Linked DNA regions of Homo sapiens: region 1 is linked to region 2. A link is an interaction called in ENCODE POLR2A ChIA-PET data of the cell type or tissue named here. Cell type or tissue: A673. All regions are shown on one strand. Each heading gives the region's core, and the rest is flanking DNA. Links, peaks and the distances in the headings are about the cores only.

Evidence for each region. ChIA-PET counts read pairs that join two places held together with the same protein. Peaks named below come from ENCODE experiments on the same cell type or tissue, not always from the same donor. Only the 100,000 strongest peaks of a DNase experiment are listed, where the experiment ranks them.
Region 1: POLR2A ChIA-PET joins it to region 2 with 5 read pairs; 2 of 35 experiments call an interaction of 5 or more read pairs at or near these places.

The regions. Positions count from the first base shown.
Region 1 is chr10:106,055,394-106,071,693 of GRCh38, reverse strand. It overlaps LOC124902553 (a long non-coding RNA gene), which reads left to right. Exons shown (of 2, transcript XR_007062380.1): 2 at 349-492. Among named protein-coding and RNA genes, the nearest start is that of LINC02624, 77 kb to the left of the region's middle. In A673, for the core only: no CTCF peak of the experiment used is centred there; no DNase peak of the experiment used is centred there.
Region 2 is chr10:106,575,786-106,592,085 of GRCh38, reverse strand. It overlaps SORCS1 (sortilin related VPS10 domain containing receptor 1), which reads left to right. Exons shown (of 26, transcript NM_052918.5): 25 at 12,612-12,717; 26 at 14,531-16,300. The coding sequence ends at 14,666. Among named protein-coding and RNA genes, the nearest start is that of LINC02624, 440 kb to the right of the region's middle. In A673, for the core only: no CTCF peak of the experiment used is centred there; a DNase peak (open chromatin) is centred at 9,625.

The sequences.
Region 1 (16,300 bases), core at 6,479-11,478, 520 kb after region 2:
CTTTTTCCTGGATTTCTCCACTAACTTTTGTCTGCCAGCTTTTATCACTGAACTCTGTCCTGTGAAACCTCAGGCCAGTAGCTGCCCTGAGCCACATACATTTTCAGAACTGTCTTACCAGGTACAATCCTGTCTTGCAGGGATAGTGCTGTGGATTGAATGTTTCTACTATTTCCGCAAAATATATATGTTGGAGCCCCAAATCCCAATGTGATGCTATTTGGGGGAAGGGGCTTTGGGAAGCAATTATGTTTAGATGGGCTCATGAAAGTGGAACCCTTGTGAGGTAATGAGTGTCTTTATAAGAAGAGGCAACTTTTTTATCAGAGCTAACTTTCTTCTCCAAAGTGCACAAAGAAGAGATCATGTGAACACACAGCAAGACGGTGGCCATCTACAAGCCAAAAGAAGAAGCCTCAGAATAAAATCCACCTTGAACTTGGGCTTCTCAGCCTCCAGCACTGTGAGAAATAAAAGTCTATTTTTAAGCCACTCAGTCTTTGGGATTTTGTTATGGTAGCTGAAGCAGACTAAGACAGGTAGTCTTCACTCCAGTTTCTAATACTTGCTATTCTCCAGTGCCTGCAAAAATAGTCCTATGAATGTTTTGCTACATTATATAATTGTTACCTGCATAAGTCTTAGAGTGATAGAGCTATTCCACTATTATTAGAAGTCAGAGGTTTATTTTTCTTGATAAGTGTATTATTAACCGAAAAAAGTTGTTTCAAAAATATATGAAATATATGATATTCTTTAAAATTTTCTGAATAAACACGTTTATATATGCAGAGAAACAAACATCTGGAAAGTTCTGCAGCAAAACATTAAGAGTGACTTTGTTACTGTTCTGAGCCTGTGAGTATTGTTTTTCTTCTGTTTGCCCATCATATTTTCTGTTTTCTTACATTGATCATGAAATATTGTGTAATTATATAAGTGAAAACTCCATTTCAACCCCAAATTTTCTTAAGCTGATTAGCAACTTCAGCAAAGTTTCAGGATACAAAATTAATGTGCAAAAATCATAAGCATTCCTATACATCAACAATAGACAAGCAGAGGGCCAAATCATGAATGAACCCCCATTCACAATTGCACAAAGAGAATAAAATACCTAGGAATACAAGTAACAAGAAAAGTGAAGGACCTATTCAAGGGGAACTACAAACCACTGCTTAAGGAAGTCAGAGAGGATACAAGCAAATGGAAAAACATTCCAGGCTCATGGATAGGAATAATCAATACCATGAAAAAGGCCGTACTTTCCAAATAATTTATAGATTCAATGCTATTTCCCTTAAACTACCACTGACATTCTTCACAGAATTAGAAAAAAACTACTTTAAAATTCATATGGAACCCAAAAAAGAGTCTGTATCGCCCAGACAATCTTAAGCATAAAAAACAAAGCTGTAGACATCATGCTACCTGACTTAAAACTATACTACAAGGCTACAGTAACCAAGGCAGGATAGTACTGGTACAAAAACAGACACATAGACCAATGTAACAGAATACAGATCTCAGAAGTAAGACTGCACATCTACAATCATCTGATCTTCAACAAACCTGACCAAAAAAAAAAAAAAAAAACAACAAACAAAAAAATCAAGCAATGGAGAAAGGATTCCCTATTTAATAAACGGTGCTGGAAAAACTGGCTAGCCATATGCAGAAAATTGAAACTGGACCCCTTCCTTGTACCTTATACCAAAAATAACTCAAGATCAATTAAAGACTTAAATGTAAAATTCAAAACTCTAAAAACCCTAGAAGAAAATCTAGGCAGTAGTATTCAGGACATAGGCACAGGCAAAAATTTCATGATGAAAACATCAAAAGCAATTACAACAAAAGCAAAAATTGACAAATGAGATCTAATTAAACTAAGGAGCTTCTGCACAGCAAAATAAACTATCATCGGAGGGAGCAGACATATTACAGAATAGGAGAAAATGTTTGCAATCTATCCATCTAACAAAAGTCTAAATGTCCAAAATCTACAAGGAACATAAACAAATTTACAAGAAAAAACCAAACAGTCCTATTAAAAAGTGGGCAAAGGACATGAACAGACACTTCTCAAAGCATAATATATGAAGAAAAGCTCAACATCACTGATCATTAGAGAAATGCTTATCAAAACCACAATGAGATACCATCTGATGCCAGTCAGAATGATGATTATTAAAAAGTCAAGAAACAACAGATGCTGCCGAGGCTGTGGAGAAATAGAAATGCTTTTACACTGTTGATAGGAAAGTAAATTAGTTCAACCATTGTGGAAGATAGTGTTGCTATTCCTCAAAGACCTAGAACAAGAAATACCATTTGACTGAGCAATCCCATTACTGGGTGTACACCCAAGGGATATAATCATTCTGTTATAAAGATACATGCACATGTATGTTCACTGCAGCACTATTCACAACAGAAAAGACATGGAATCAACCCAAATGCCCATCAGTAATAGACTGGATAAAGAAAATGTAGCTCATATGCAACATGGAATACTATGCAGCCATAAAAAGGAATGAGATCATGTTCTTTGCAGGGACACGGATGAAGCTGGAAGCCATTATCCTCAGCAAATTAACACAGAAACAGAAAACCAAACACCACATGATCTCACTTATAAGTGGGAGCTGAACAATGGGAACACATGGACACAGGGAGGGGAACAACACACACTGGTGCCTGCCATGCAGGGGGTGAGTGGTGTGTGAACAGAGAGCATCAGGCAAATAGCCAATACATGCAGGGCTTAATACCTAGGTGATGAGTTGATAGGTGCAGCAAACCACCATGGAACCCAATTACCTATGTAACAAACCTGCACATCCTGCACATATATCCCAGAACTTAAATTTTTTAAAAAGAAAGTCGAGTCAGCCTGAATCTTTTATTCTGTGATCATGAAAATGTGTCTTTAGGTATTAAATAATCCTTCTCAAATCAGTTTACTATAACAATGTACTTTGGTGTTTTTAATTTTCTTCTGAAAAACTAGAATTTGTTTTTTAAATAAATGATCCATGACCTTCCTCTCTCTTTTCTTCTTTATTTTTCTTTCCTATATCCTTTATTTTATCTTCCTTTTTCTGCCCTTCTTCCCAATATTTACCAAGTTTATACTCCATGCTAAATATTATTCTACACTCTGGAGATCCAGAGTTGAATAAACTCTAGTCTCTCAGGAAATCTGTTTGGGAAGATAGACAAGTGCATATTGCAGCATGGTGTGATGACATTATGGACAGAACAGGGGGCTGAGGAAAGGGTAGGAGAGGCACTGGGCCTTCCAACAAAATGAGGAGAGTAAAGGCTTGCTGCTCCTAGATGGCTTACATGAGAAAAGATATGAAAAGCACAGTCAGGTAATTTATCTTCTTTCTCTCCCTTATAGATTCATCTTTTTGTGTACTCCAATTCTCTATTACTTTGAAGACTGTCTTATTAATATTTACTTAGTTTTCAAGTTGACATATAAAATTATTATGTATTCATCATATGCAACATGATGTTTATAAGTATATATACATTGTGGAATGGTTAACCCTAGCTAATTAACAAATGCATCACCTCCCATGGTTACCATTTTTGTTATGAGACACTTAACATCCATCGTCTTAGCATTTTACAAGAATACAATATGTCAACATTAACTACAGTCAGCACAGATCTCTTGAACTTATTTCTCCTATCTAACTATTAATATGTATTTTTGACCAACATCACCCCTACCTCCCATCCCTGCTAACCACCCAGTCTCTGGTAAGCCACCACTGTATTGTCCATTTCTATGACATCAACTTTTAAGATTCCACGTATGAGTGAGATCATGCAGTATATGTATTTCTGTGCCTTGCTTATTTAGCTTTTCATAATATTCTGCAGATTTATTCAAGTTGTTGCAAACAACAGAATTTCATTCTTTTTATGGTTAAATATTATTCCACTATGATTATATACTACATTTTCTTTATCCATTCATCCATTGATGGACTCTTTAGTTGAATCCATATCTTGGCTATTCTGAATAGCACTGCAATAAACGTAAGAGTGCAGATATCTCTTCAACATACTGATTTCATTTCCTTTGGATATACACCCAGCATTGCTGGATCATATGGTAGGCAGTTCTATTTTTAATTTTTTGTGAAACTTTCATACTGTTTTTCAGAATAGCTTTATTCATTTAAATTCCTACCAATAGTGTCTAAGTGTTGTCATTTCTCCACATCCTCCCCAACACTTATCTCTTGCCTTTTTTATAATAGCCATCCTAATAGGAGTGAAATGATACCTCATTGTGGTTTTGATTTGCATCTCCCTAATGATTAGTGATGTTGAATATTTTTTCACATACCTTTGGCCATTTGTATGTCTTCTTTTGAAAAATGTCTATTCAAGGCCTTTGCTCATTTTTAATTGATTAATTTGATTTCTTGCTATTGAGTTGTTAACCCCTTATCAGGTGTATTGTATACAAATATTTTCTCCTATTCTGTAGGTTATCTTTTCATTTTGTTGATGGTTTCCTTTGTTCTGCAGAGGCTTTTTAGTTTAAGGTAATCCCACTTATCTATTTTTGCATTTGTTGCCTATCCAGAAAATCATCTTAAATTATTATTTTACATTTTAAGTTCTCTTTCAGCAGATAGAGACAGAGAACTTTTATATATTAAGCATTTTTTTTTACCATAATCATAATTTATATTACTGAGGCATTCCTGTTTACTTTAAATGTGCTACGAGAGCCCTTATAGATACTTAAAGGGTTGATTCAGTCATGACTAGGACAATAGTGACAGAATCACACTTATCTTACAATCTAGATCATCTACATAAAGGGTGAGGGACATGGGTGGCTCTTAGCTGATAATAGATTTGTACGTATCAAAATGACTTCAGCATTAGCATTTGGATCAAGCTTCATTTAAAGAGACATAAAAATAAAGTTTTGCACAGTAGTTTTACACCACTTTTGATGAAGCTGATTGATCTCCTACATTAGATAGAGAAAACTAAAATCCCCCAGGGAAACACTTACAACAATAAAAAGCGAGGCAAAATTAATACACCCTGTCTATGGGTCCTGCATATTTCATTTCTTTCATAGTTCATATCATGATTGTTGAAAACTTAGTGACTTTACACATATTTGAAGTAAAACTCCCCTCTGACTTCACTGGGTAAAATGTGCATGATAACAAATGCATTTACCCTTTAAATGAACCCAATTCACTGTAAGTGATGGGTGCTTTAAAACTAATGATGGACAGGCCTTGGGAATCTGGGGAGGTTGGTACAAGTTTCAACACTTTATCTGAAGCTAATGTGAGCTATTTGATTCAGCTTATGAGATCAAAAGTCTCATAGGAGTAGGAATTAGCACACTCAGCAACCTCACAATATTATAGAAGTCAACATTTGTTGGGCAGATGAATTTTTGGTGTCAAACATAAAAAATAGGCTTTCTTTTCTGTAACCTACTGTAGAGATCCATGTGGAATCATAAATCTGAAATATTGTGAATTTTCAAAAGAGAATGTCAAAGATTAATTACTTCTAAGAGACTAGCACTGAGCTTTTGCATGATTCACACTGACAGGGAGAAGTTTATCCCCTGTAATTTGAAAGGGAAAAAAATGTGTATTTCTTTTCATATAGTCAGAAGTAGAAAACCTTGAAAGATAAAGTCATCATCCTGTATGATTTAAAATTTTTAAAATATTCATCTTTTCAAAGAATAAATATAGGTATGCCTTTTTATCCTCACATGCATTATTTAAATTAAGATATGAAAAACTCAACTAATTCAGTTTTTATTCTTCATTTTGTAAATTCAGTAAATACTGGTTTCTCTGTAATGCTACCTTCCACATTGCCAATACCACAAACCAGATACAGTCTAACTCTGACAAATTGAACCAACAGAAAAAGGTTACATTTATTTCAGCATCTCAGTGCCCCTAGGCTTTCCTGTACTGTGAATTAGGCAAAACAGGGAAGCAAACAGGATATAAAAGAAGTTAAGCTCAATTCCAGCCAAGAAAATCTATCCTCATATTAACTAGGAAGTTATTCAATATTGCTTATTCTCTAGGCATGAGGGTGAGTTTGCTGTGATGCCACCAAGCTCCTTGTCCTGGTTTATTCCTAAATTTAGTTTGTTGTGACATTATGAGCTTTACAGGATTTCTAGGGGTCTTTGGACCAAGTCTGGACTAGCTTATAAGGCAACAAGGTACTTGGTGGGCCCTAGAGGAAGGCAGGAGACTCCCATCCCGCACAGTATAATGTTGACCAACTGTGAGTTCATTCAGAAAACATCCTGCATTTTGAAGAGTTATTCAATGCAGATAGGGAGCAAAGAGGGAGGGAACAAAGCTGAGGAAAATAATCAGGCTTGACTTTGCCATTGCTCAGTAACGGTTTTTGGAAAATGTTTTTGAGGTCTTTAATGGGGAAACGAAGGGAAAGAAAAAATAGAGCAGAGAAGGAGGAAGCAGGTGTAGTGATGAAGGGCTCAGACTTTGGAAGAATGCAGCTGGAGCTTCACTGCCTGCCCCATCACTCTACTTTTGTGGCTTCAGACACATCTCATAACTAAGTTCCAGAATTTTATTTTGCATCTGTACACATGGTACATTTATAGTGTCTATCTCGTATGGTTATTGTTATATTTAAAATGAAATAACAATAGTACTAACAAAGCCGGACTACAGCATTTAATGATTTTACATTTAACATGGTTATCATAGTCCCTGGCAAATATTACCTTTAACATCATTATATTTATTAGGGTGCTACTCTGATTTGTATATCAGCTCTGCTTTTATCTTTGCAGTGTTGGTTAGATGACTCTCCCTAATTCTCCAGAACTTTGTTTCCCCATCTAAGAGACGGCACGGATGGATCAAGTAGGCTCCAGGGCACTATCAAACTCTAACAATCTATAACTTGATCTTGTTTAAAGACTGCACTTTTGAGAGTCACCAGCTATGCACGCATATTCTTCCGGAATTCCAAATTGGGAGACATTATTCAGGGAATAGAAATGGGAAAAAAAATCCAAGGAAATAATTACAGAAAGAACATAATGATAGAAAGGGCACCTAAAATCCCTGCCTATTTCCAAAGGCTGTTTTTACACTTATGCATTCCTCATGAGACTGCCCCAAATGCAATTTAAGGAAACACTGAATTGGATTCAGAAAGTTGAGCGTTTTATGAATTTTTGTCTCTAAGTGACATATGCCTTTCTACAAAATCAGAAAATAGATTTGTTCAGTGCATGGAGTATTACTGATGCAATTGGGTAAGGCTGGCAAAATGTCTTTGGTTTTAGTTGACGACACTGAATAAATCTCCTGTCAGGAATAAATTGAGTATTCATGGAAGCTTCAATGTACCTATGAACACAGACTAGCACTGAAATTTGAGAGCTTGATCAGGTTTTCTTATATAGATTCAAAGCATTATGAAAATGGACTTAAATGTACAGGAAAATGCAACCACTGAAACCTAACAAAACCGTGGTTTGGTTTCTAAGACAACGGCCTCTGTCTAGATAAAAAAGGGGAACCCATTGGATTTGTGTGTGTACATTAGCTGGTGTGTCATGCTATAACACAAAAGTGTACTATGAAGCCTCATTTCCTTTAGATCTCATATTAAACTTAGTTTGTATGAGAAATCTGTTACTAGAGTGGAAGTTGCTTCTGCCTGTAATATTTGGAGAAGCTGCAAAATAGATTTACAAATTTAAAGCTTCTCCAAATACTACAGGCAGAAGCAACTTCCACTCTAGTAACAAGGTAGCTCATTGGATTTAATAGCTGTCATTATACTTGAAACAATTACATTTTTTTCCGAATCCCACAAAATGACCTAAATCTCAGAGAGAAAGAAGACTAAATAAAGAAACTGAAAAATTAAGGGGATTTCTGTTCTTTCTTGTCCAAAGTGACAGAAATCCCAGTGCATTTGATTTGATTACATTTATAGAGAATGATACGGTGGTGAAAATTTCATCTTTACAGTTTCCTAGCAAATAGGACTGTGGATGAACTGCGACTTGTGATTAAGACACAATAGGCATTATACTCAAAAGGCTATTTCAATACCTCTGAAAAAAATCCTTGTACCAATATCTAGGATGCAGTGCAAGCAGAAATAACTTTTAACAGAGTTTATGAATCCATGCCAACCATTTTTATTTCAACCCGAAAAAAAATCACTATACTAAGTACTAAAAGAAAAAGCCAGAAAGTCTTTTAATCCCCAAGAATATCACCTTATACTGGTCACTGCATGGAGGAAAAGCTTTGGAGCTTTGGAGCTAATTTCCTTGGGGAAGGGACCATTGCCTCTGTGTAACACATGGTGAGGTTCATTGACATTTGAGCGCAGGGAGGAGAAGGGGCTTTTTTTCCTCTCTTTCTCTCTAACTTCTTTCCATAAACTAGAAAGAATGGGAGCTGTGACATACAAATACTTGGATTGATATTGAGGCTTATCATTTACTAGGTTTGTGACTTTGGGCTAATTAACTTGCCTCATTTAGCTTTGTTTGCCTTATCTGTAAAGAGTAAAATTTGAATGCATTAGAAAATGTACATGAAAGCTCTTTGCAAGACAGAAAGTAAAAAAAAAAACAGCAAAGTGCAATGTTAAATTCTGTTAAGATCTACCATCAAACCTCATGGGTTCAAAGCCAAACTCTATTGCTTGAAACAATATGATTTGAGCAATTTTCTCAGTTTTCACATATTTATAATATAAATAATAATAGTCCATACTTATTAACATCATGGAGTGGATTCAAAATAATCTCTGATTAAAATATTTAAAAAACACGTAAATTAGTGCAGCCATTATGGAAAACAATATGGTGGTTCCTCAAAAAATTAAAAATAGAACTATCATATAGTTCAACATTTCCATTAACAGGTATATACATCCAAAGAAAATGAAATCAGTATGTTGAAGAGATATCTGCACTCCCATGTTTGTTGCAGCATTATTCACAATAGCCAAGATATGGAATCAACCTAAATGATTCAATGGATGAAGAAAATGTTATACAAATATATACACACACAATGGGATAGTATTCAGCCAAACAAAGAAGGAAATTCTACCATTTGCAACAACATAGATGAACCTGGAAGACATTATGTTAAGTGAAATAAGCAAGGCCCAGAAAGAAAACACATGATCTTAATTTCCTTTGGTTCTATATTATTTCACTCATATGTGGAATCTAAAACAAGTTGATCTTGCAGAAAGAGAGAATACAAGAGTGCCTATCAGAGGCTGGGGCAGGGAGTGGGGAGAGATGGGTAGAAGTTGGTCAAAAGATACACAATTACAGTTAGATAGGAGGAATAAGTTTAAGAGACAGCAAAGAAAGTGAATGTTGAGTGTTCTCACCACACAAATGATAGCTGTGTGAGGTAATGCATTTCTTAATTTAGTAGCGTTAACTATTCCACAATGTATATATACACTGGAAACATTAAGTTGTACATGATTATGTTCTACATTGTATGTAAATTTTCATTAAAATATGTAAATACATACAATGTTATCTGTCAAATTTTTAAAAATAAAAACATGTAGCAGAGGGTAAGCACTCAATAAATGTGAATTATTATTTTGATGTTGAAGATTATAGAGATGTGATTTTTTTTTGCCTTTTGTTTTTCTCCTTTTAGTTTCCCCATTTCATTTGTCTTTTATTTTTGAGATGGAGTCTTGCTCTGTTGCCCAGGCTGGAGGAGTGCAGTGGCCTGCTAGGCTCACTGCAACCCCCACCTCCCAGGTTCATGCGATTCTCCTGCCTCAGCCTCCTGAGTAGCTGAGACTACAGGCATGTGCTACTGTGTCCAGCTAATTTTTGTATATTTAGTAGATGGGGTTTCGCCATGTTGGTCAGGCTGGTCTTGAACTCCTGACCTCAGGTAATCTGTCTGCCTTGGCCCTGCAAAATGTTGGGATTACAGGCGTGAGCCACCACTCCTGGCCCTGTCTTCTTTTTTAATTCTTGTTTAGTTGTTATATTCCCTTTCTCTAAACCTTCCTTACTCCCTTAGAGTAATCTGTGGAATAGGTAGAAACTTGTGTATTCCAAGAGAGAACTTGTTCAAAGCCAGCTAAAGATTCCTGGGGCTATATAGATATCTGACCATGGATATGTTTAATGCCTCCTCAAGCTTTGTCTTACCAAATGGAGAGATTCATTCAGAAAACTCTACAAGTCGTTACGTATCCAATTAATATAAGTGTTTTAGTATTTTAGAGCAAATTTCTTTTTTTGAAGCTATTTAAAAAACATTCATTAGGCAGGCAGTATGTCATTCACAGGGAGTGCAGAGATGAATGAGACCGATATATTCTCTGTGCTTATTTGGCTTACATTCTGGTATAAGAACTACCAGAGTCATGAGACCCCAGATACCTTGCTTAAGGCAGGGACAAATTCTAAAGTGGACTATTGCCTGAAATCATACATTTGCTTGGCTTCTTCATTTTTCCTATTCTACTTCTTTCTCTCTTACTCTTTTCTCCTGGGAACTGTTTCTTTTTTGTTTTGTTTTGTTTGTTTGTTTTTGACGGAGTCTCACTCTGTTGCCAGGCTGGGAACTGTTTCTTAACATTTCACTTACATGGAATTCATACCCAGGGTCTATTTCCAGGGAACCCACCCTAAGAAAATGTTCAACAGGAAAAGGTGAACAAGCTGGTGAATATAATGTCACTGATTCCCTGAGTCAACAAGTGTCAACAAATGGCTTACCTTAATGACTTATGAAAATTTCCTTTGGTTGTATGTTATTGATTAAAGATGATTAAAGCAGTTAAAGTTAGCTCTAGGGCAAGAGTTCAGAGTGTCAAATTCTTAACCTATTCCAGAAAAATATATCAATTTACATAATCCCCTCCAAAACAGCACACATATGGGGAAGGGACATGCCGTTGGTGGCAGTGGAATGTCTCCCTCTTTCAGAATTAATCTTCAGTTACAGAGAAGACAGTGATGTTACGAGAATGAGAATAATAGTGGCAAACCTTATAGCACTTACAATGTCAGAAAGTTTTTCTTATATACTTTTTAAATGTGAACTTATTTTGAGCTCTTAAAAGCTTTCATACCTCATGATCATTATTCCCATTTAACCCATGAAGAAACTGAGACATAAACAGACAAAGTGGCTTGTCTAAAGTCACATAGCTAATAACTGGCAAACCTGGGATTTGAACACAGATATTCTGGCTTTAGAGAATGTGCTGTTAATCACAATATAATATAGCCTTTCATGTAATGAAATAATGGAATGATAACTAATATTAGCATAATCGTCAGTAAAACTATAGCAGCAGCACTGAGTATATACCATATGTCAACATGTCCAGGCACTATTCTACAGGTTTTACATATGTTATCTTATCCAAACTCATAAAGAGTTAGATAATACTGTATCCATGTTTAGAATTGGGAAGCTGAATCTGAGAGGGTTTAAGTAATTTATCCAAAGTCACAGTTAGATAGAGGTGAAGTCAGAATGAGAGTAAAATATATTGCATTTACACCAGAAAATTATGGGCATTGTAATGCAAAACCACTTCTCTTCCTCTTTGTCTTGTAGCAACTGAATTATCTTAGAGAAGGAAAGTACGTTTTTGAAATTTTACTTAGAAGCAAATTATATTATCTAAAACTTTTTACTACTTCTATTTACTAGAAAAAAACAAAAAGAACATTTTCTACATTTAAACATCATTTCAGTTTGATTACAGAGATGTTCTTTTATGTTCTCCTATATGTTTTATATTTTATATTGAAGTTTATGATGCACTTCAAATATTTTTGCATATGCTATGAATTAGAAGTGGAGGGTTTGCCTCTTTCTTCTGGTGTGGATAGTCAGTAGTCCAGGACTATTTATGAAAATGGTATATTTCCCTATTCAATTACCTTGACCATATATGTGTAGGCCTATTTCTAGATTCCTTATTTCAGTACTACTTTATGTTTATTATTGTAGCTTTGCAGTAAGACATATAATCAGTAGTGTACCTCCTCCAAATTTGTCCTTTATTTTCTAAATTATTTTGGCTACTCAAGGTCCTTTGAATTTTCATATGAATATTAGGAACAACTTGTCAATTTCTTAAAAAAATCTGCTCTAATTACGTATGGGACTGTGTTGAAATTATAGATTAATTTAGAGAGAATGAAAATCATAACCCCATTGTTTTTCTGTCCATGAACTTATGTATCACTTCATTTATTTAGTTTCCTTTAACTTTTATCATTATTCTTTTGTAGTTTGCCCATCTTTGATTAAATTTATACCTAAATAGTTTGTTTTATTGATTTCACTTTTTAACTTTTAATATTTTAAGAATTATGTGCTAATCATTTACTGTTAATATATAAAAATACAATTAATTTTTATAATGATTTTATATCCTGCAACTTGGCTAAATCATTTATTGGTTCTCATAGGTTTTTATATTTTCTAAAATTTTCTATGCATAAATTCATATTATCTATACCTACAGACTTTTACAAGTTCTTACTTTCTACTCATTATGCCATTTACTATTTTTTTCTTACCCTACTAAAATGGCTGAGGTTTCCAGTTAAATATTGAAAAGGAGTCATTAGAGTAAGCCTCATATATATCATCCAATTTATTTTTGTTTACAGTGGCAGGGCTAGTCTGGTATCAGTTCCTCCGTCATGGTAAGAAACCGACAGCTCTAAGATGCTTATACATTTTATAATACCAAATTACACTACCTTTTAGCCTAATAAGGCCACCTTAATTGAAGATGCAATAAGTAGCCATTGATAATAACCACATATGATTTTATGTTTTTTTTTCTCATTGATAATGCTATCTATTCTGGTACTATTTTGTTCTATTCAGAGTTTCTTAAGATGCCTGAGCCTAGTAATAATTCTCAATAAAATGTTCTCCAGCAATATATCCCAATGTTCTTGACTGATACATACCTTTTTTATGCTCTTCTTAATATCTTTCTTTAATAGTCCATTATTTAAGATCCCTGTTCTATGCCGTCCATATGAATAGGAAATCTACTGTGACATAGTATAAAAAGTATGGACTTTAACTCAAAAGGAATTTGCTTTCAGTTAATAGCAGTAGTACTTACTAGCTGGGGGTCAGAAGGCTTTCTTAGGCCTGAATGTTCTCATTTATAAAGTAAGACAGCATTGTTAAGAGCATCAGCGATGCTATGTTTACAGTGCCTAGCACAGTTCTTGACATGAAGTAGATTGTTGGGAAAACAGCATCAGTTCTGTCACATTAATTTCAGTATTTATATTAAACATCAATTTCATATAATGTTATCAATAAGAATGGAGATCCTCCATCTCCATTTCACGTTACTGGGCCTTGTTCATTTAAAAGTGGTGTTCCTTCCAGCCTGCACCAAAATCCAGCCCCCACAGTGGTTCTATTCTGGATTATCTAATCGAACCTTTGCAGGGTCCCAGTCATCCTAGCTCACTCTCTTCAATCCCCAACTCCTAACTAAAAAGTCATTCCCTGAAAACTTTGTTCTTCAACCCACCTTAATATTCCCAATTACACAATTTTATGCCTTGACACAAAAGCTCCATTCTCATCTATTATGTTAAAATTGGCCTATTTGAACCAGAACCCAAAACATTAGCAAATAACATATTTTTTTAAGGTTAGGGGGAGCTCAGTATTTAAACAGTATGCCTTATCTCAGCCCCCTAAAGAAAGGACACTGGGTGCCCCCTGGTTGTGGATGGTGGAGTACTTGCCTCTTCCTCACCCTTCAGGTAATTTTTTTAAAATGCAGATGACAGTGACAATGAAAACACAATTGCTGCTATATTAGCACCAAGCTCAATATTCATGTCTTTCTATAAAAACATTTTCATTAAATCAATGTAATTTATCTTATGCTCAATTTAACAAGAAAGTTTGAAGTCATCACTTTAGGAGATCTCTCAATTTCACCTTAAATATCTAAAATACATTAAATACAGCCTCACCAAGAATAAGGATATAGGTGACTGCATATTTATTTCAAATATAAGAATCCTAAGATATAGAATATAACTATTAAACTATTTCAAAAATCATCCAAATAAAAGCAATTTTGATGGCTCCATAACTGGAAACACCATGATGAGGATAATAATTTCTCATCTGAATAGATTTCCATAACCCATTCTGCGGCAGATTCTAATCTCAGTACAAGAGTATCTCAGACCCCTATGGCAACCTGAGTAAGTTCCAGTTCTGGGGAAGAAAGGGGATAGTTGTCAATGTTATCTCAGTGACTAACATCTTTAATAAGTGCACTCCTATGTAAAACTTTTGTGGGAGGTCTAATTTTCAGGGGAAGAAAGAGAGAGAGGAAAAAGCTAGAAAAGAAAAGAAATAAAGAAGGGGAAAGGGAAAGGAAAAGGAAAGGAAAGGAAAAAGGAAGGAAGGAAGGAGGAAGGGAGGGAGGGAAGGAAGGAAGGGAAAGAAAAGAAAGAAAGAAAGAAAGAAAGAAAGAAAGAAAGAAAGAAAGAAGGAAAGAAAGAAAGAAAGAAAGAAAAGAAAAGAGAGAAGGAAAGAAAAGAGAGAAAGGGAGGAAAGAGAGGAAGTAAGGAAGGAAGGCTGGAAGGGAGGGAGGGAGGAGAAAGAAAATCTCCCTGAACAGGTTAATAGCAGGTTCAAGGGAAGCATCTCACAAGATGTAAAAACAAAGAATAAAAAAGTTAAAAGAATAAAAAGTTATTTCATGTCAACTCTTACATAGGTGTTTTACCTCCAGATTCCCCCAAAGCCAAGCCTGAGCCAGAGATTTACAGGCAAGTATGTTTTCTCCTTGGAGGAGGAGGGATTGATACTGGGTAGCAGGAGCAAGAGACAGAAGTTACACTGGAAAGATGGAAAGCCAAGATAAAAATGTGTTACTCCATTTGTTACTACTATGGGCAACTGTCGCTTCTTCTTACAAAACATTCTGAACAGGTTTATAAAATACGTTTTGGAACTTTCCACTCAGGGAACAAGAGAGAGAAACATTCATCCATTGGTTTACATTGGTCAAAGATTGGCTCAACAATTACCATTTTTCTTACGCTTTTGAGTGACATATATCTGAGTACTGGAAGAGTTCTCATAAGAGTCCCACGGTGCAGTGTCAAAGAAACCATTGGTGAAAACAAGAGGCACACAGAAGTGGCACCAGGTGAGACACTCTGGAAGTCTGTAGTCTTTAACCTGCAGAAATCTGATTAAATCCTGCATAAAACTGGTTGCAGAAATAATGTCTGGAATAAGAGGGGAATTTTAGATGATTTGAACTGGTGCACAGAAAGTGTTTAATAGACTAGGGTTTTTCCTGTCACTAATGGTAGTTCTTTTCCACCTCTGCAAATAGAGTTTGCTAATTAGTTGCCCTATTGAAACTGAATGTCAGCATGATGGTAGACAATTAAAATCATCTCCTGTTCCCAATCTCACTGCTCCGCCTGCATCAGGCAAACTTTTAAAATGATGCCTCTGAAGATAGATCATCACACTCCACTATAGAGGTATCAGATTTCTCCAGCTCTTCCTTGTCCTTCTGTGTTACAGCTCTTTCTTCTTAAAACATGAAACATTAAAAGTGTTTGTTGAGTGGGGTAGCAGAATGGAAAGAGAATATCTGGTGAGATATGATGAGTTTTTAAATCTACCAATGAGGAATGTTGAATATACCTGCATTTGTGTAACTAATCTACATAAATGTTAAATATTTTCCTGATAGACTAATCAGAGGGCATCTCTATTGAGGACACTGATTTGAGTGGTGTTTGGGTATACAGGCACAGTGCTCTATGCCAACAGCCCTGAATTCAAGCTCTTGGTCTTCTGTGGCCTCCATGTGTGTATAAAGCTTCCAGAAATGACTTGGTGCCCAAGAGAAGGTTTGGGGAAGTACTAAGAACACAGGTGAACCAACAGAGGTCTGAGATAAACATGGATCTTCCCAGAGAGAGTCGACATGATCATGACAATGAACTTCAGCAATGGGTTCTAGTTCAATGCACCAAAGAAATAGTTAGGGCCAATTGTCCCTTTGCAAATCCATCTACAACTCAGGTTAGACTAGCAACACCTAGGAAGAGGAGAGCTTATGGGTCTCTTCATTTGGTTTCTAAAGTAAAGCAGCTCCATACATCCTGCCCTCAAACATCCAGATACCATCTTTAGAAGAATAGTGGGATGAAGAGGAACTC
Region 2 (16,300 bases), core at 7,282-12,281:
GGCCTGAGTGGCTCCCTTTGACTTTTAGTACCTGATGGCAGCTGGCATCCATGTTTAGCAAACAAAGGCTATGATGTTGCAAAAACAATACAAAGAGTTGGAAAAGGGAATAGAATGCAGTCAAGCTAGTGTTAGACTGGAAGCACTGCTGTCTTGACCAAAGTGTACGTCTACTCATGATATTCCAGATTGGAATATTTCTCCCCACTTCTTCACCTATTTCTCCTTGTCCACCTGTACTTTAAGGCTCAGTTCAATGCCAACATTTGCATGACATCTTTCCAGAGACATTTGCCTGGACAACATCTTCCCCTTGTCTGAAATCACATGGATTTCTAGATCTTTATCTGTCTGATGTTGATGATCATGACCATCACCTTTTGAATCACTCCTATTTAATTTCTTTTGGATATAGTTCATCATGTCTTTATATCAGCTTCTTCATATATCTTTATATCATCTTCATCATTTTACCTAGCAGATAACTTGCACATATCAGGTGCTTAACAAATATTGTTTTTATGAATAATTATATGCATAATTTATAGCCTGCAGAGATATATTCAAAATCCCATTCCCGCAGTTAACCTTCAGATCCAGTTTATTCAGTTTATTCATTTGTGAACCTGTCCCCATGACATGCTTCTTCTTATCAAATAACTCATCAGTGGAGACTTGCATTCATTTACACAATAAGCATCTAGGGAATCTTTGTATTTTTTTTTCTTATGGCAGGTGTTCTTTAAATATGCATTGTAATTGTTTATATACACATTGTGGGGAATGGGCAGTTGAAAGAAAACTGGGCCTATCCTTCCTGGAGTTCTACGTCCCAGAAAGAGAGATCTGAGAGAGAATGGGAGAACGACTGGCAGGCGACTGTTACCAAAAGAGACTGAATCACTGGTCCCTATTTTATTGCTCTGGCCACTGGAAGACATGGTTTCAGTGTCAGAGCAGCTTCACTTCATGGCATAGCTCATGGTCACGTACCTTGGACTGCACACTCCTCACCTTAACAAACCAGCCAAACCTTCTTCACATCTTCTGTGATGCCTCCCTTGTCCTCCCCATCTCTCGTGTATGCATTTGCCCTAGCCTTCTGTATCGTGTATCTTAAGAGCTATAATGGGCTGGGTGCACTGGCTCATGCCTGTAATACCAGCACTTTGGGAGCATGAGGTGGGTGGATCACCTGAGGTCAGGAGTTCAAGACCAGCCTGACCAACACGGTGAAATCCCATCTCTATCAAAAGTACAATAATTAGCCAGGCATGGTGGCGTGCACCTGTAGCCCCAGCTACTCGGGAGGCTGAGGCACAAGATTCACTTTAACCCAGAAGGCAGAGGTTGCAGTGAGCTGAGATCATGCCACTGCACTCCAGCCTGGGCAACAGAGCAAGACTCCATCTCAAAACAAAAACAAAAACATAAAACAGCTATGATGTCATTTTAGGGAGAGTTTTTCTAGCAAGAATCTGGAAGGCCCTGAATCTAATGCACACCATTTGATCCATATAGTTACTTGTGGAAGAACAAACCTGAGCCGTTAAGAAAATATCCCTAAAGTGCCAATAGTTTTCTCATTGACCCTAGTAACTTGAAATGTACTCAAGGGCAGGATCCATTTTTAGATTTATCATCTTATTCTTCACATGACTCTATGCCTTACTTTGAAATTATTCCTTTAAACCTATAGTTTATCAGGGCATATGAGATGAGTGAGGGCCCTCACTCACACTGAGCTGGCTAGACCTGAGGCACAAATACTAGTTGCATGAAACTTTACTAAATTCTAAATGAGGAGAATGAAAAAATGTTCTATGCAGAAGATTCAGTAAAGCTGAGTCTTTAAGGTTGAATAGGAATTCACCAAAAAAAGAGCAAATAAGCATTGCAGGTTGAGAGGCCAGGTTGCACAAAGGCACAGAAAGGTGGAATTATATGGTTTATGTATAAAATTATGTGTTGTCTGACATGGATTGGGGCTTCTAGATATATACCCTCAAATATTCATAATTAGTATATTTACTGAGGGTAAAATAATGAGCAAAGGGAGAGGGATAAAATTCAGGAAAAATAATATGCTAGTATATTATAAACTTTGTTGTCCATCATCCATTGTGCGCTAGTGAAGAAATTTTATTAATGCAAATTTGAGATGATAAGGTATAATGAATTTGGAAAATGAAAAAAAGGCTGCTAGAAGGATTTTGGGGTTTTTTCCTTTAATAATAGGTTTGGGCAAAACTCCATTATCATTTCTATTTTTAACAAAGTATTTACACACAAGTTTACAACTCAAGTGGCAAGTGGCAAGATATGGTAATTTGTTTAGTCGAGATGGAGACCTGGGAGGTGGAGCTTGTTTTTTTTTTTTTTTTTTTTCGTCGTCAAAGACGATAAATTTGGTGGTTCATGTTGGGTTGGATGTCATCAAACATATAAGTGAAAAACCCCATCAGGAAGCTGGAAATATGGAATGGAAACTCAGGTGAGAAGACCAGGACCAGAATATACATTCAACTATGAGCTTTAATTTACCATCTCATAGCAGATCATCAGGTGAGGGGAATCTGCTGACAGGTGATAAGTTAAAGCCTTAATTGCCGATTTAAATCTTTCAAGCTCTATCAAACCCTGTATCTTTGTTCTCATGAGAACCCTTGGTCATGAGTAAATTTAGTCCTTATATTTGGTGGGGAGAAGGAGGGAGTGGGAAATGACTTGAAAACCTGTTGACTCTTCTAAGACAGAATAGGTAAGGTTTCCATGAGAATAGAAAGTAAAAAGAGGGCAAGCAAGGGGCAACACTGACTTTTATTTGAGAAGGCAAAAGCCTAACTAGATGGATACCTCCTAAATAGCAAATAACAACCCTTTAGGGATTATGTGCCCTTCGTAAGTTATGTACTGGGCAAATGAACTGCAATTTGGATGGTGGGACTTCTGCTCAAAGAACTAAAAGAGCTGGAGCTGACTAGTTCCCTCAAAGCATTTGAGATACATGAAACCCTGCCCCATAGTTAGAAAACTCTTTCCAACTCAGGGTGGGAGATATCTGCTATAAATAGCAGCTGTTCTCAAACGTGACTTTACATTGCAATTAACTTAGGAAGCTTTATAAAGATAGAGATTTTCTAAGCCTCACCACACACAGTGAAGAATCCCAAGGAGCCAGGAATAGGAATCTTCTTTTTTTTTTTTTTTTTTTTTTTTTTTTTTGAGATGGAGTCTTGCCCTGTCACCCAGGCTGGAGTGCAGTGGCGTGATCTCGGCTCACTGCAAGCTCTGCCTCCTGGGTTCACGCCATTCTCCTGCCTCAGCCTCCGGAGTAGCTGGAACCGCAGGCACCTGCCACCACGCCCGGCTAATTTTTTGTATTTTTAGTAGAGATGGGGTTTCACCGTGTTGGCCAGGATGGTCTCGATCTCCTGACCTCGTGATCTGCCCACCTTGGCCTCCCAAAGTGCTGGGATTACAGCCATGAGCCACCGCGCCCGGCCCCAGGAATCTTCATTTTTAGCAAGTTTCTGCTAATGATGCTTACGACGGTGGCCTCTTCACTGGTCTTAACAACCACTGTTCAACAGCCTTTCACAGACAGAAATCCATCTGCATAACAAGGAAAGGTGAACGACTATCTCCAGTAATAAATCTGATTTACAACTCAAGCCATCCACTAAAACAGAAGCATGAATTAAATAAGGAGAGCCTGTGATATTAAGTACAGGAGGAAATTAGTAATAAATATTAAAATCTAATTTCTTGGAATATTTGGAGCTAACCTAATTGGCAGAATGGGCAAATGACAATGAGGAAGGGGGAGAAAATGAAACATGCCCCTGAATCTGGGGCATATTAAATCCATAATCTAGATGAATGGCAAAGGCCAGCCAAGAGCTGTGGCCATGAAGCAGTTGAAACATGATTAAAGTGTGAACTGGAATCTTAATGGCAGATGTAATTGAACAGCCTTGAGTTTTATGAGAGTTAAACAAATAATATTATCTAGATGCTGTTCATGTGCCAGTGTGAGCATAAAATGATACAGCTACATTTCACTATATGTCTGTACATATTTCAGAATTCAGAGGTTGCCCTACGCTGGGCTTTCCAGTTTGGTCGCTGTTCGTCTGGAGTTCTGGATAAACGCACATTATAAAAATGGTAAAGGGTTAATATTTATCAAAGGAAGAGCCTCAAACCTCAGGTTAAATAAAAAAACATGACCCCCCCCAAAAAAAATACACAGGAACTTTGCTTCTACCTCCTCCTGTCTGTCTATCAGTTGCCTTATTTAAACTGCTCGGTTCAGGAAAACTGTCCTTTGTCAAGGGTATGTGTGGGTTTTTTAATAAAACTGTTATCTTGTGTTATCTTGGCCTCTATGGCTGCTGCTGACTGGTTTAATTTCTTTTGCAGGTGTAATAAAAAGATGTTATCACAGAGATATTAGAGAATTAATATTTCCAGGCTTCAGTTGCTACCACTGGATGTGTTATGAGTAAATTTGGGAGGGAATAAGAAACTTCAAATTTCGACCTAGGTCGTGATACATCATGAATTCTGCACTACAATTTCACATTGAGAAAAAGACTTTCCACTTGAAGGGAGAATTACCGTTCGTCAAGAAGTTTTAGAAACTACAATATAATCTCAGCCACAACATTATGGATGCAGATGCCAAATAGGAGTTGTGGAACTCTGAACTGTAAAGTGAAGTAAATTGTTGCAATAACATTTTCCATTTAGGGATGAAATTAGTACTGGTGAAATTCTTCCACAGCCAGTAAGTTTATCTGTCTCTTTAGTTTTCGGTCACCGTATTATCTACATAGTAATCATTTACAAGTCTTTTTTAAGTAAAGCCTTGGTACCGATATGTTTTCTTCCTTTTATTTTTCCCCAAAATAAATATATTTTTTATCTTCAAGTAATTAGGTAGTTGCACAGATACATAGACCCAGCGGCTTTTCATAGTTATTTAATCATTATGGTGTTATAAACAATAGTGGGTTTATCATGTAGATATATATCTAAATATATCCCTCCCCGCAATATGATTAAATGTGATATTTTCATCTACCTACCAGCGTGCAGCAATGAGGTTGCTCGTTGGCTTCGTTTAGACACAGAATCTAGTTCTGTTTTCCAGTCTGGAGGGCAGGGGCACATCATAGCTCACTACAGCCTTGAACACCTGGGCTCAAGCGATCTGTCTGCCTCAGCCTCTCGAGTAGCTAGGACTACAGGCACGCACCACCACATCCAATTAATATTTTTATTTTCTGTAGAGACAGGGTGTTGCTATGTTGCCCAGGCTGATCTCAAACTCTTGGCCTCAGGAGATTCACCCACTTCAGCCTCTCAAAGCATTGAGATTGCAGGCATGAGCCACCATGCCTGGCCTAGCTTCTAATAAATTCTTTCTTCACCATTTCTTTTTTTCTGAGATTACGGGGGACCGTAAAAGGGGCTGAAATGATTACAGGGTAACTAGACTGAGTTAGCCAGGCTAGAGGATATGTCTGGAAACTCTTGGTCAGAGAATGGTCAGCAAGGAACAGTCAGATGAACAGAAACAGGGGCACAAACATGCGTCAGAAATGCAGTATCCCAGGGGAAGGCAAGGCAGATAGTCAAGAGAAATTAGCAAAAAGAAAAAAAAAAAGTAAAGCAAAGGGGAAGGATAACACATATAAAATACAGACAAGATGCCAGAACATAGGACAAGCTACCCTTTAGACACCAAGTTTCTGATACCTAGAGTGATCAGGACTGTCCTGGGTTATCTATGCTATATCAGCGTAAGCTTTAATAGCGCCCCCTTTCATTCTTAAAGTGTCTTATCTTTGAAAATAATATGTATGGTCTTCTTACTTTTACCCTGCCACCCTGAGAGTGGGGATAGAAGACTATACCAAAAATTGGCTAATGTGGAGCTCAAAGGTAATAATTGGTAATTGAATGTTTAACCAGTTGAAAGAGACTTTTGAGGAAAGTAAATAAGCTATTGCTATGTAACAAACCACCTAGAAGTTCAGTGGCTTAATAGTAAGCATTTATTTTTGCTTATGCGTCTAGTCTTATCTACATTCACTTGTCTGTCTGCAATCAGCTATGGGTTGTTGGTTGGGGAGCTCTGCTGATCTTGGCTGGTCTGTCTCACATGTTACGGGTCAGCTGCCTGCAGGCTGCTCTAGCATGCTTTGGTTGGAATAATTAACCTGGCCTCTACATGGCCTTTCATCCTTTGACTGTTCTGGTCTTGCTCACACATGGCAGTGGTAGGATTCCAAGAGAAAAAGCAGAGGTATGCAAGGCCGTGAAATTCACAATTAGCACACCATTGCTTCCATTGCATTCCATTGCCAGATGCAGATTATAATAATAGCTCAGATTCAAGACATGAAGAAACAGATTTTACCTCTTGCCTTTTAGGTGAGACAAGCTTCAAACTCATTGCACAAAGTTTAGACACAGAGAAGGGTAGAGGATTGAGCCAGCAATGTAATCCATATCTACATGAGGCTGACTGCTCACTTAGGGGAGACTTGAGATGCTTTTAGGTAGTTTAACAAACTTTCTTCTGGAGCCATCACCAGATTGAGCTACTATCAACAGCAAAGGGGAACATTTGTGTGTGTAGGGGGGTATTTTTGCTTTGTTTTAGTGATCCAGAAAATATAAAAGTCAGGCATGCCCTAAAGACAGGACTGGAAGTTTTATGAGTGAGAATATCTGGGGCCTGCTATGCGGTATTCTCAAACTGTTATACATAATAATTACCTGGGTACCTTGTCACATATATGGATTTTGGAGACCTACTCTCAAAGACTATACATTTTTTTTTTTTTTTGAGACAGAGTCTCACTCTGTTGCCTAGGCTGGAGTACAGTGGCACGATCTTGGCTCACTGCAAGCTCCACCTCCCGGGTTCATGCCATTCTCCTGCCTCAACCTCCCGAGTAGCTGGGACTACAGGTGCCTGCCACCATGCCTGGCTAATTTTTTTTGGACTATACATGTTTTTTTTTCAAGTGAAGCCTAGCTAACAATATTTTCACAAGTGCTCCAAGTAATTCTGATTCAGGTAGTCCATAAGCTACACTTTGAGGAATATTTCACATAGTAGCCAGGAATCATCACCTTCCAACCTTAGAAAACCATAAGTCATTCTTCTCCTCTTGTCTGTTTATTATGATGATGGTTGGTCTTGGAGTTACTGATGTTTGTCATTACTTGGCTAAGTGACCTCAACTCCCTGTCACTGGATATTACTGAAGATTCACCCTCAGTTTAAATTCAGAAACAATGCTTCACTTGTCATTAGAGCTACTAAAGGACAAACTGAGACACATTAAAATGTTAAAGAGTTTATTTGGGCAAACAATGATTCATTAATCAGTTAGCACTAGACCACAGTTGATTTAGGGCTCCCTAAAAGGCATGAGGCTTTTATGGGGTGAAGGTGAAAGCTAGGCAAAGAAAATATTTGATCGGTTAAAATGGAGGAATAGCCTTCTTTGGATAATTCTAGTAGAAAGTCTCTCATTAGATATTAGCTAGTGGTTTCTAATTGATTAAGCTTAAGTTTTGTTTTCCTAGAATATGACTGTTTACTCTTTACTTGGGTTTTGGTTTGGTTACATAGGAACCCAGGACGCCAGAGCTGCCTCAGTCTAATGGCCTCCCAATTGGCTACTTTAACAAGAGACTTCCCTGGAAATTCCCACCTAGTCTAGTCTGCAGTCTTGTGGCTTTTTCCCAATAACATAGGAAACTTTAAGACTCTGATGATTGGATTTGTTTCTAAATGGAGGGAAGGCCCATTGGACAACTGAAAGTGCTCTGTAAATGGAAGCCTTTCTGCCTATTCTGCATTCTGGATAAACTTTCTCTGTGCTATTCCCATATCACTGTAATTTCTGAAAAAATATTTCAGACCACATGGATTTTGTGATATTCAAAGCATATAACTCAAGCCTGAATTGAGTCTACTTTGGGGTCAGGAGAGGAAAAAAGAATATCAAGGTATGGTAAATTACTTCTACAACATCCTGAAAACACTAACTCTTGGATTAGAATTAGAGTTGAAAGTTTCGGGGTCATAGTGCAAGTAGCAGTTCTCCAGGAATGTCCTTTTGATAGAATGAAAGTGAACACTGGACAACAATAAGATTGTTCTGCATGGCTTCACTGGGTGATGCTACCATGTTATTGACCTTAAAACTTGGAAAGAAACCGAGCAAAGGGCAAAACTGCAGCAAGGGGGACCGGGTGCAATGGCTCACACCTGTAATCCCAGCACTTTGGGAGGTCAAGGCGGGTGGATCACTCAAGGTTAGCGTTCGAGACCAGCCTGGCCAACATGGTGAAACCCCATCTCTACTAAAAGTACAAAAAAAAAAATTAGCCATGCGTGGTGGCAGGTGCCTGTAATCTCAGCTACTCGAGAGGCTGAGGCAAGAGAATTGATTGAACACAGGAGAAGATTGCAGTGAATCGAGATTGTGTCACTGTACTCCAGTCTGGGTGACAAAGCAAGACTTCATCTAAAAACAAAACAAAACAAAACGAAAAAACTGCAGCAACAGGGAAAGCAGTGCCTGGGGAGAGGCATTTCCTAGAGTGTTATGTGGAACCTAGTTCTGCAAAGGGTCTGTGGTCAAATGAGTTTATGAAAGACTATGGTAAAGTTAAATGTGTTCTTTTCTGCAAGGGCTGCTGTGATCATTTAATATACTGATGTGCATTGTGAATCTCCATATGGGGAATGTTGTATGTATCATTGCCCCAAATTATCTCACCAGGGAACTGTCATCATTTTTCAGGATTTTTTTTCTGTAGAAGAATACACTTTCAGAAATATGATAGCAATAATATGACAATGTTAGAAATATTGGGCATGTAGTCTGTCCCAAATACTATGACAGTACTTTATAAATTCCATCTCATTTTAATCTCACAAATTTCTAGACTAAACACTAGTTTCGTCTCCATTTTGCAGATGAGGAAACTGAGATTTAATTTAAGTCACTTAGTCTATAAGTGACAGAGCCAGGTTTGATTCTGAAAAGGGCTCATATCATTACTTAACCCCAAATGTGGAATTTTGAATTTGTTCTCATACATACAACTATAACCATTTATTTAGCACTTACTACGTGGCAATCACTTTTCACAAGAAGATTGTTGTTATTATTGTAAGTGTTCCCATTATTATCGTTCCAGGTCCTCATGAATAAAATATAAAAATTCAATGCATTTCCAAATTCCTCAGAGGATTTTAGAAATGATATGTGCAAGTACGCAGGCTTAAAAATGTTGAGTCACTTGGAGTACTGCTGGTATCCATGTTTTACTTTGTGCATGAATAATGGCAAAAAACTGCTCAGCACTTTCCCCTACACGTCTACCTTGTTTAAGCTGCAACTGGAAAGGGATTAAAGTATGCTAATTCCACACAACAAGCTAAAGCCCATTTATCACAAGTTTCCATCCCTCAGCAAAACACACACAAATGCACCTAAGTGCTGGGCAAACTAAGAAATGCAGCTGCTGTTGTATGGAGCAATAATAGGTCCCTTTATACTCAGGCACCAATCAGCAAGCAGACACCACCCACGGAACAGAGGGCAGTGGTAGTCAGTCTCTGGCCACTGCTGCTGGCTGCTTCCTGCTTCCTGCTTCCTGCCTCTGAGAAATGACTGACTGATGCAGAGATGGGGAGGGTGAATGGATAACACACATTTTAGAACTGGGATACAGAAGTTCATTTTCCCAGAATAATATGCTAATTACTTAACAGTGTTAATGCTGCTTGTTGAAGAATGATGATTTAAGTGTAAATGATTTAGAATCGAAAGACAACCTGGGGATGGGGAGAGATAGGAGGAAGGAAAGAGAAGGGAAAAGGTTCATGTGTGTGTGTGTGTGTGTGTATGTGTTTGTGTGTGTGCATGCATGCATATGCGAGTTTGCTGTGTTGCTGACAGCTTGGACAAAGTAATTTTCTCTCAGTTTTCCATTTATTTCAAATGCCAACCTTTTCAAGCAAGCTCAGTATTCTTAGTTGCTTCATATCACTGGTATTCTGGTTATGCTGAAAGAGCATTTAGTTAGGAGTGAAAAGTTTAGCTTTATTTCAACCTCTAACCATCCCAATCATCTGTGGCCCCTTCCGAGCCTCCATTGTTCCCTGACAAATTAAGGGTTTGCATTAGAATATTGCCTTTAAAACATCTTCCTAATATAATTTCCTTGATGTGATGATGGTATTGTGGTAATGATGAGAGAGAGAGAGATCTTATCTTTTAGAGTTATAGGTGGTTAAATTATAAGTTTTCCAAGATTTATTTCAAAATAATCCAGTGGTTGGAGGTTGTGGGGACTGGATAAAATAAGACTGGCTGTTGGTTGATGGTTGTTGAAGCTGAGTGGTAGGTACATGAGGCTTCATTTCTGTATTCTGTGTGTGTGTGTTTGCATGCACACATACATATCCATACATATATATACACATATGCATATATGTATACACATACCTGTCTTCCAAACGTAAGCGTACATGATTTATTATTCCTACTGCTCCTTTTAAAACTTAGTATTTTAACTTGTGCTCCTTGTTAATTTGCTTTTTGTGCTATAGTCTTAGTCCTAATCCCCATCCTCAGAAATATGTCTTTTACTGAAATTAGCCCAGGATTGAGTATATAGAAAGTGTGTGTGTGTGTGTGTGTGTGTGTGTGTGTGTGTGTATGTATGACGATTCAGGTTCAAGTCTTGGTTCTTCCATTTACTAGTAAGTACTAAGTCCTTTTAAAACAACACTAACCAATGAGAACTTCATTGTTATCTGTTTAATGGGGATCATAGTCACTGCCTTCCATTTGTGAAAATCAATTGTGATAATGTCTATGACAAATGGAAGGTGTTCTCTTCCCCTGATGACATCCTACCAGTTGCAGGGTGAGTTCTGAAGAATTTCTGAACCTCTCTGCCGATGGCATTGAGAGCTTTGTTTTCTAATTTTGAACCAAAAGAAAATTTGCCTTGGGCGTTCCACGGCAGTGGGACCCCACCCATCTTTTACACACAAACCTACATATTCCCATTTCAAAACTGAGGTGAAGTTTGACTTACAGGGGAGAGAAAATAGCGGGGGGGTTCCTTATATTCAGTGCCTCCTGAAAGCCAACTCTCCTGAAATGACTATTTTCTGAGAAGGAAGGGGTGGCTTTCATTTTTCACCAAAACTATGTGGTTAGATGGAATATGCTTCCCAGTATCAATACAGAGTGGCCGAGATGTAATCCTGAAAAGAGTAGACAGAGCAGAAGCAACTGAGAGTCTTGTCTGAGACCATCAGTATTATAGTCACTTATTCTTGAACTTTTTTACCTGGGTGATTAGAATGTTGCCCTCTCGGCTCACACCAGAGAAAACCACAGAAAATGGTGATTAAAGGTCACCTGTATTTCTGGGTATCAGGCTTTGCTTAAGTTGATGGAAGGTAAAGGTCAGCACCAAGGCTTCCCTGGAGTACATGTGGCTTGTCTTTTATGCACGAGCTGCACTACATTTGCAAAATGTCAACTTTTAAGAGGGTAGAAATTAATTGCAAAGTCTACAGGTACAACAGGTTTGACTGTGAGATGGGGGAAGGTGGAGAGGTGGCGAGAAGTGTTTTCCAGACTGCACCTCAAGGGGAAACTCAGGGAGGGAGACTCTTTCATGGAGGCAGAGGCTTCTGTTTTGTCTGAGAGAAAAACTCACTGTGTTTGAGAGGCTGGAGCATCTTGGGGAGGGCTGTCAGAGCTTTTGGGAGATTGTGGAGACAGCCAGGTGGCATATCCCTCCTTCAGCATCTCCGCGGCTACCCTCGTGAAATACTCACTTGGCCATCAGTTTCCTGTGTACAAAAATACAAGCATGCTCCATCACTTTGCTGTTCTTTCTCTCACGTATGACAACTTTCCAATTATTTTTCTCACATGACAACTACTGGAGTAGGGGTGACGGGGTGGTTGAATTCACAAATGTATTCCTGCAGGTGGTTTTATTGGCAATCTGTTTTGCTTTGTGGAAAAAGCTTACACTCAGAGTATAATAAAATATAATTATTATATTATAAATATTGATTAATAATACTAATACTAGCAGCAGTAGAAATGAAATCTAATAGGTACATGACTTACTATGTGCCTGGCACTTTTCTCAATGCGTAACATACATTAGCTCACTTAATCCTCATAAGAACCCAATGAAGTATATACCATTATTTTTATTTTACCACATAAGGTACATTAAGGTGAAGCAAATTGCCCAAGACCACATAGCTAGTTAGAGTGGGACCTGAATCCAGACAGCCTGGCCCTGGGGTCTGTGCTTTTCATTGCTCTGCTGCAGAGCAGGAACATTTGGGGTGGGAGTAGGGGTGGGCTCAGATGCATCCCATGTCAGCCATGTGACATGCATCTTGTGTGTATATCCCACATGGTTTTCCAGGACTTACCTCTGCTTGTGTGTGAAACATTTGAGCCTCTCATAGAGTCTCACCTGCCCAGTTCTCTGCTCATTTTTCTCTGCTCTGTTTCCCCCACAAGCCCCCCTGGTGGACCTCACTCCAACCCACAGTGGATCTGCCATGCTGATGCTGCTCTCAGTGGTGTTTGTGGGGCTGGCAGTGTTCGTCATCTACAAGTTTAAAAGGTGCGTGTCCCTCTATCCACGTTCCCCCACCCCTGACCTCTTCCTTCTCCCTGACAGGTTCAGAAGCATGTGTTACAGTGATGTGCATAGCAGTGATGGTTTCTATTAATATTTTAGGAAGATCCCGGGGATTAATGTTTATGCCCAGATGCAGAATGAGAAAGAACAAGAGATGATCAGTCCAGTCAGTCACTCTGAAAGCAGGCCCAATGTCCCTCAGACTGAACTAAGGAGGCCTGGCCAGCTTATAGATGAGAAGGTGGAATCCCAGCTCATAGGTAAATGATTCCCAGTAGCCACCAGCTGTTCGGCTGAGTAGGCAATGGCTGACTCTCTCTCTAACCCCTTTCTGGCTTGACATAACCACTTTCTTTTGCTCTAACACCCCTGAGAGAAACAGCTAAGATGGCTTTTTCCCTGCTTCCTCTGATTGGGATGGGGGAAAAACAAACAAACCTCTTGCTTCTATCTAGTTTTTTTCTCTCATTAGTTTATTCCTCCTTTTGCAAAACCCTCCCTAAAATATTGGGCTTAAAATGTTAAAATGTTATATGTTTATGGGCAAAGAGCAAAGCATTTGCTTTAATAGTATATAAGAAGGAGAGGCCTCAGAGGCTAAGGCTGGTGGACCAGAGGGCTGGGCAGGGTTTGCAGGACATGGTATGTATTGACTAGAATGAAACATGGTAGCCTCAACTGGATACAGCTCTTAAGGAGGGCAAACTGCTCTGGAACACCAGTAGAGAAGTGACATAATGAGAGTGGCCAGCCTGATCCTCCAGGGAATTTTTTTTTTTTTTACATCTATTGGTAGTCTAGGAACTTTCCCTCAGGAGATTTGGAACCTAAGATTGAGGACAAGAGGCATAATGTTTGCAGACATCCAGGCAGTAGAGCATCCTGAGAGAGACCACTGGTGGGTGAGACTATTACAGAGCAGATTAGCAAATTTCTTCCTCTTTTTAGACTGTCCCTTACCAGAAGTTGTAAAATGGACTTTCTCATATTTCAATGGCTCTCTCTCTGCCTGTGAAGTAGGCATGGGAATCCAACAACGAGGTATAGAGAATCTGACGTTCACTTGCTAGATTCTGCTATTTATTGCAGCAGAAATTTTCCAGGAAGCTAGACAAACCTATGAAGCCACTATTGCTGATCCATTTCTCTGTCTGGTTCCTCCTGTCTGTTGGCATTAGGAGTTGAAGCCTTATATGTTTACATCTAGATCCTGCATTGCTGACAACAGTGAATAAATTATTATATAACCATTCATGCTCCACTCTAATGTGATAATGCCAAACCACCTAGAAGGCCTTTACATAAAATTTTTAATCTTACTTGGAAAACAATGAGTATGTAAACGGAAACATAACCCTCTTTAAATGAATATGGGAAAGGTCTGTGGCTGTGTTAAGGGGAAATGTAAATGCAGTGACTGGCTCCTATCATAGATAATGATAACAACTGCAGTCACATCTGGTGTCCGATTTTCACAGTGCACTTTCTTTTATTTGGAGAGGCAAGGTAATAAATGTGTGATTGCTTGGGGCTAAAAAGAAAAAAGTCTTTTCTGCCTTCAAGTCCAGAGAAGCATTCACCCTGTCTACTCATTCCTAAAGCTTCTAAGTGCATTTTTGGGGATCGTTTGGTTCTCAGTCGCATTTCCGTAGGGTATGAAGCACAGCCTCTGTTTGCTTTATTAAAGTAGTAATTCCTCCTTCTCCAGGAAGATATCGCAGCACATTGCAAAGTCTCTGACACCTTTCCCTTTCCAGTGTCATTAAATGAGTAAGTGTTACACGTTTTCTCTTAGGAGAGTAGCTTTACCCTCCCCTCCCTCCCCTTCTACTCAACCTGGTGACTCATCTCTCCGATTGCAAAGAGCAAGACACGCCACTCCGCCTTCAACGCCAAAGCGGGGATCTGCTGGGGCACAGTATGCAATTTAAGGAAAACCCCCAAAGGCTACAGGCGACCTGCTGATCAGGAAAGAATTTCGCTCTTGTCAAGTACATCATCCTTCATGACCACTAACTTTGTGTTTTTTTTCTTTCCTTTGTTGTTCTGTTTCCTATTTTGCCAGGAAGTATTTCCATAGTTGCTGAGAATCAAAGCACAAAAGAAATCCCTACCTATGTAAATGTTTGAATGGAGGACGCCAGTAAAAAAACAAAAACAAAAACAAAACAAAACATAAAATATAAACAATCAAAATCCAAACAAACAAACAAACACTCACTGCATCGGGACTTTTTAATTCTTCAGACACAGACAACAAGGGTTTTTAGCTTTAAGCCTGTGCATGTGGACAATACTCTGAGAACATGTCTGGAGGGGCAGTGTACAGGTGCTCTATTTTAATGGAAAACACTCCCCTCTCCCTCTTTCTTCTTCTCTCTCTTTTTTCTGATCGGTCGTGTTTGTAGAAAATTCATAACATATATAGGCCAAGGAAATCTGCATGTATTTTTGGAAATATTCTTGGCTCTAGATTTATCAGCTATTTTAGCATTAAAGGCTGATGGGTGGATTAGCTACCCCAGCTCCTTTCATAAGACACAAAGACGTGCACAGGAGTTTGAAACCCTGAGCTGTTTCTCTGTTCCACTTTCCATACTGTCATTTCCCTTCTAAGTTAGCTTTGGTAGCTCTGTTGGTCAGCAGTGGCCACAAGGCTGCTTTCTGCACTCTCTGTGGCCACAGGAACAAAGATGCGAGTTGAAGATCCCTTTGTGCCGGTAGAATAAGGAAGGAAGGGAGGCAGGGAGGCAAAGCATGTCAGAAACGGACCTTGGTTTCCTGTTCACCTCTTTCCACCATGATTGCCTCCCCTTGCAGCTTTCCCTACTCCTGCCCCAACTGCAGTAGGAAATGGAATCCCATTAGTTACCCATTGTCCTGTCTTCACATTTGTTTGTCATCCATGTGTGACCATGATCTGTTGATATCTTTGAATCTCTTCCCTCCAAACCCCAAGTAAGTTGTCCTTCAACTGTTCTCAGTTTTTCTTCCCAAACATATTGCTAGATTCTGGACATTAACCCTGACGTTTCCTAAATACTGGCCTGGCCTGTGCCGCCCCTGCCCCCACTACTCACAAGTTTCTGAGCCCTTTGTCAGTTTTGTACATTCCCAAGCATGCCAGCTTCTGTGCCCATGGACCTTGCTGCATCCTGCACAGCAGGGTTCAGTTTCATGTATCTTTGTCTTTTCCTCTAGAACCTGCCTTTTTCAAATATCCCTGCCTTTTCCCACCTGGAAACATATACTGTATGCGAAAGAGTTGATATATGCAAAGTAATTCAAACCTGGCCATGTACTTTGGAAAAGAAAGCATAGAGATGAATTGTGGTGTTCTCACACCTTAACGAAAATCTCGTGCGATCTGATTCCAGAAGATTCTTGTGAGAAATGTTTTGAATGTGTGACAATTTCGCAGGGCAATTTCCTCCTGTGACGGTTGCTGTTACCTGGTATTTCCACTCTCACAGTAGAATAGAAATGTTTGTGAAATAAAACTGATTTTAACTGGAAGGAGAAACAGGTTAATGGACTTTGTGTTTAAGAGTGTCAAACAGTCTGA